2 separate regions of the Homo sapiens genome follow, and region 2 is linked to region 1. A link is an interaction called in ENCODE POLR2A ChIA-PET data of the cell type or tissue named here. Cell type or tissue: K562. All regions are shown on one strand. Links, peaks and the distances in the headings refer to the core of each region. The heading gives the core; the rest is flanking DNA. Region 1 overlaps TLK1 (tousled like kinase 1). Region 2 has its middle 24 kb from the start of DLX2-DT.

Region 1 (2,924 bases), core at 261-2,760:
ATGTTTTGGTTGAGATATGTGAAGAGAATCCAGCTTCATGTAGATATATGGTTGGAAAAGGAAAGAGTGAGTATTCTTCTTTGGTATTACATCAAAATTCAACAAGTGGCAGTTTTTTGTTTTTTGTTTTTTAAGTTACTGACAATGTGAAAGCATATTGTATTCCAAAAATGTCTCTAGGACCTACAGGAAGTCTATGGAAGATACATTTAAAGAAGAGACTAACGGTTGGGAGACGTGATAGCTGTCTCCAGGTATTTAAGAAACTTGGATTTCAGTAAATAGGATTTAAAAACCTGTTAATTTTAATAAATAGGAGGGAGAATAGATCCATTCTCCTGCTTTAGAAGGCAGACCAACGGGTGAAAATTAGGAAGACATTGAGGTCAGTCTAATTTTTTACCAGAATGTAAGAACTGTATGACAACTAGACTTGGAACAGTGGAACAGTGGAGCAACAATGGAACTCGCAACAGCTAACAACAATGGAAAGAAGTAGTTAGTTTTGAGAATTTAAAGTGGACTACAGGGACATATTTTTTGGGGAGGTGGAGATAAATTCTGTAGATTCTTACGATGAGTGCTATTGGATTAGTGACTTAAGGCTTCATCCAATTTAAAAATGTAAACATTCTGTGATTTTTTAAAAATCCCTAAATATAGTTAAACTATACTTATATATATTCATTAACGTTTTTGAATGTTCTTGCAAGTCAGTAGTATGAAACTACTGTTGTTGTTGACTTTATTACTATTTTGCATTTTTATTGTGCTTTTCCTCTGAGGATTTTTCTGTCTTTTCTTGTGTCAGCAAGATCAGTCTTCATGAAATCTTGCTAAATTCCCTGTGAAATATAATAAGCTTAAGACATTTTAGAGAACCAAATGCTGTTTATGATACAGTTTAGTAGAGTTGTAATATATTTCAGCACAGAATTTTAGAATACTATGGGGGCTGATTTTCAATTTTGTAAGAGAAATTATGAGCATAGTTTATATAGTCTTTTATTTGTAATTGTTTACGTGATTTCAGAAGTAATATGCTTAAGTTATTCTAATGTTTTTAAAGCTAGAGAGTCTGAAAAGAGGGAAGAAGAAAGAAAAGTGTTTAAATTGATCTCTTTTGAATTTAAAATGCATATTAAGTATAACTAGAACATAAAATGAAGAATTTAAATTCTCATCTTATTCCTAGAATTATACCTATAATATGTATCATTACTTATAACAATTCATATTTTAATTTTGCATGGCACATAATCTCTTCTGTGAGTTGGATTTTTAGGTGGTGGGAATTTAAGCATAAATTCTCATAACTTTCTTGGGGTCAATTTAATATTAATAAGTGTAGTAAGTAATAATACCCAGCTTGAGACCTCATGTACTTGTTGCATTTGGATTTAAAGCTCATTTCCTATAGAAGAGCTGTAGAAATCAGTCATGTAGTTTCATAAACTCCTTCATGCTTGTTAATAATTTTCAAGAATCTTAAAATAAATTACAGGAATATTGTTATGAAGTAGTAGAAGCAGTATGGTATAGGGGAGAAAGTGATTGTAGTTGGGATCTGAGGATAGTCTTTACTTTGCTATTAACTAGCTGTGTGACCTTGGGCAAGTTGCTTATCTCTGCTTCAGTTCCATAAACTAAGAATTACAGAGCTGAACCGGATCTTGGAAGCAATCTAGTACAAACCTCTCATTTTACAGATGAGGAAGCAGATAATTTGCACAGGCTTTCACTGTAAGACAGTTGGGCCCAAAATTCAGTTTTCTGACTCTCAGGTTGGTTTTTTTTTTCCATTATACTTTACAGCCTCTTTTCATCTGTAAAATGAGAGCATTGGATTAGAGGCTCTCAAAGGTCTCTTCCAGCTCAAAAATATTGTCATTCCTGTGACATTAGTCGTAATATAATTTATTAGGGGAAAGTTTGTAGCTTTTATTTATTGGTGAAAGAAATGTTTCTTGAAGAGGCAGTATAACCTTTGCAAGGTTATATTTTGTTTTTTTAAGAGAATATCATCAGGCGAGGTGCTATGTCTCAGGCCTGTAATCCCAGCTTTGGGAGACCAAGGCAAGAGGATTGCTTGAGTCCAGGAGTTTGAGACTAGCCTGATCCTGTCTCAAAAAAAAAAAAAAGTTAGCTGGGTATGGTGGCATATGTCGGTAGTCCTAGCTACTGGGGAGGCTGAGGTGGGAGGATCCCACCTTGATCCCAGCAGTTCAAGACTGCAGTTGATGCAGTGAGCTATGATCATGCCACTGCACTCCAGCCTGGGCAACACAGTGACACCCTGTCTCAAAAAAGAAAAAAGAAAACATCTTCATTAATACCAAAGGGTATTTAAGTTTATGAGCATGGTAAGTAGTGTGATAGGTAGTCTTGTTTTTTGTAAAACACTTATTAATATATTAATAATATAAATTGCGTAAATAACAGTGTGATACCCGGAAGTGAAGTAAGTAGGTGATTGTTCCTCAGAAAATATTGCTGGAGTTTATTTTATCTGGGACCCCTGTGTCTGCCCCTAGTTAAGTGCCTGTGTTGTTTAGTGTCTCACAGGATTGTCTGTTTCCATAGCATCTGCATCATGCTACTTTTATTATAGTTTTATTTATATTGTCTACTAGACAGAAAGGTCTTGAATTCAGAGACTATATTTTGTTCATTTTCGTATTTTCAGTGCACAGGAGGACATCCTCTACAGAGTTGGCACTCAACTAAAAGTTTTGTCAAAGGACTGTTTCACATACATCATCTCTCTATATATCATGGTATGCACATATTTCAGACCCAGGAAGATGCTTATTTTAGTAATTCTTAAGTGAACTATATTTTAGAGGGTGATATGGATAACAGTAACAGTAATAGCTAAAGTTTATTGTGTTCGCACATGTTAATTCTTATATCTCATAACTCTG
Region 2 (2,924 bases), core at 169-2,668, 970 kb before region 1:
ATTCAACTATACCATCACATGGCATGAAAGTAGCCATAAACAATACATAAGTGAATGTGTGTAGTTATGTTGCAATAAAATAAAAGCAGATACAGCCAAGATTTGACTCACCAGTAAGAGTTTGCCAACCCCTGGCATAAAGGATTGGGGGTAAATAAAACTGTATGGTTGCAAAATTTTTATATGTAATATGAACTGGTATCATAATTCCAGGTAGACTATAAAAAGTTAAGGACATATATTATAATCCCTAGAGCAACTATTCAAAATAAAAATGCAAAGAATAGGGCCGGGCACAGTGGCTCAAGCCTGTAATCCCAGCACTTTGGGAGGCCGAGGCAGGTGGATCACAAGGTCAGGAGATCGAGACCATCCTGGCTAACACAGTGAAACCCCGTCTCTACTAAAAATACAAAAAAATTAGCCAGGAGTGGTGGCGGGTGCCTGTAGTCCCAGCTACTCGGGAGGCTGAGGCAGAAGAATGGCGTGAATCCAGGAGGCAGAGCTTGCAGTAAGCCGAGATTGCGCCACTGCACTCCAGCCTGGGCGACAGAGCGAGAGTCCGTCTCCAAAAAAAAAAAGGTGCAAAGAATAACAGAAAAGCCAATATCGAAAAATAAAATGGGACCAGGCACAGTGGCTCACAGCTGCAATTCTAACACACTGAAAAGCCAAGGTGAGAGGATTTCTTGGGTCCAGGAGTTCATACCAGCTAGGGCAACATAGCAAGACCTCCATCTCTACAAAAAAAAAAAAAAAAAAAAAAAAAAAAAAAAAAACCAGCCAGGCATGGTGGCATGCACCTATAGTCCTAGCTACTCAGAAGGCTGAGACAAGAGGATTCCTTGAGCCCAGGAGTTTGAAGATGCAGTGAGCTATTATCACACCAAGGTACTCCAGCCTGAGTGATAGAGTGAGACAATGTCTCCAAAAATAAGTAAATAAATTTTAAAAATGTAATTTTAAGAAAATACCCAACTGACTCTAGAGAAAACAGCAAAGGAAAAACAGAGGAACAAAAACAAACCAATGAAACAAACAGAAAACAAATAGACATAAGTCCAAATCTATTGATATTTATATTAAATCTAAATGGACAAAATTTGGCAGAGGTTATCAAACTAAATGAAAAAAACAAGACCCAACTATATGCTTTCTACAAGAGACATACTTGTGCCAGTTACCAATTTATTGCCTCTCAGCCCCAAATTCACCTTTCATTGCAGGTCCTGTAAAAATGGAGCTAGGTTCTTTAGATATTTTCCCTTTGCCATCTAGCAAAATACCAAGTTTTGTCAGTAGAGGGCACTAGAGAAACACTGCAGGAAGAAAGGATTTTCTTTCCTGGTTTTGTAGTGCTCTCTCAGCAGATAACCTGAGGCACTTTCAGCTTCTATAGTGCCCAGCTCCTGAAGTTCACAGTAGTCAGAAGTAAACAGAAGGCAGCAACTTCTGCATACCCTCTCAGGCAGTTTCATAGCAGAAAAAACCTCTAGCAAAACTCACTCCGCATTAACGACTTTCATTGGTACCCTAGAAAATAAGTGTCTGGATGGGCCGGGCGCGGTGGCTCACACCTGTAATCCCCAGCACTTTGGGAGGCCGAGGCGGGCGGATTAGACCATCCTGGCTAACATGGTGAAACCCCGTCTCTACTAAAAATACAAAAAATTAGCCGGCCGTGGTGGCGGGCGCCTGTAGTCCCAGCTACTCAGGAAGCTGAGACAGGAGAATGGCGTGAACCTGGGAGGCAGAGCTTGGAGTGAGCCGAGATCGAGCCACGGCACTCCAGCCTGGGCGACAGAGCGAGAGTCCGTCTGAAAAAAAAAAAAAAAAAAGGAAAAGAAAGTAAGTATCTGGCAAGTTTTGGAGGGTGGATTTCCAGCAAGTTCTGGGGTTTTTCTTATTGTTCATTTATTTATTTATTTATTCTTTAGAAACAGAGTCTCGCTCTGTCGCCCGGGATGGAGTGCAGTGGCGTGATCTTGGCTCACTGCAACATCTGCCTCCCAGGTTCAAACGATTCTGCTGCCTTAACCTCCCAAGTAGCTGGATTACAGGTGCCCACCATCATGCCCAGCTGACTTTTCTATGTTTAGTAGAGATGGGTTTTCACCATGTTGGCCAGGCTGGTCTCGAACTCCTGCTCAGGTGATCCACCCACCTTGGCTTCCCAAAGTGTTGGGATTACAGGCATGAGCTACCATGCCTGGCCACATTAAGTTCTGTTAATGTGGCATCACATTGGCTTCTCTGCCATTCAATGAGCCACCCTCTTCAACAAGGTCTAGCTCTCAGCTTGGCAAGAAGGGCATGCGAGGTAGTAGTAGAGAGGAAGGGCATTCTTCTCTGGGCAACCTATCTCAGCCTTAAGGACAGTGGCTGCTCCTTATATCTGCTATTTCTATATTCTTTAGAGTTTTCTTTACTACTAGCCAATCTCTCATTATTTCAATCGCGTTTTATTTAATAATTCTTTATATTAAGCATTCCCACTTCAAATTGCTGTATCATTTTTGTCTGTTGATTAGACCCTCACTAATTTGACCTTTCAATATAAAGACAGATAGATCAAAAGAAAAAGATGTAAAAAGATATACCCTGCAAACAATAAGCATGAAAAAGCTGGACTGGCTATCTTATGATCATATAGTCTTCAAGACAGAGTATGCCAGAGATACAGTGGGACATTACACAGTGATTAAAGATTTAATTCATCAGGAAGACGTGTATGTACTTAAAAACAGAACTCCAAGATACATAAAGAAAAACCGATAGAATTAAATGAAAAAACTAACAAATCTATAAACATCATTGAAGATTTTAATATCTTTTTCTCAGTAATTGATAGAACAATCCAAAAAAATAGCAAAGACATAGAAATTTTCTTTTCTTTTCTTTTTTTTTTTTTTGAGATGGAGTTT

Evidence for each region. ChIA-PET counts read pairs that join two places held together with the same protein. Peaks named below come from ENCODE experiments on the same cell type or tissue, not always from the same donor. Only the 100,000 strongest peaks of a DNase experiment are listed, where the experiment ranks them.
Region 2: POLR2A ChIA-PET joins it to region 1 with 6 read pairs; 1 of 35 experiments calls an interaction of 5 or more read pairs at or near these places.

The regions. Positions count from the first base shown.
Region 1 is chr2:171,153,290-171,156,213 of GRCh38, reverse strand. The region is part of intron 1 of TLK1 (tousled like kinase 1); the gene reads left to right. Among named protein-coding and RNA genes, the nearest start is that of TLK1, 6.1 kb to the left of the region's middle. In K562, for the core only: no CTCF peak of the experiment used is centred there; a DNase peak (open chromatin) is centred at 1,625.
Region 2 is chr2:172,125,821-172,128,744 of GRCh38, reverse strand. No RefSeq gene overlaps it. Among named protein-coding and RNA genes, the nearest start is that of DLX2-DT, 24 kb to the right of the region's middle. RefSeq lists a silencer at 1,772-1,948. In K562, for the core only: a CTCF peak has its summit at 1,301 (motif pointing right); a DNase peak (open chromatin) is centred at 1,324.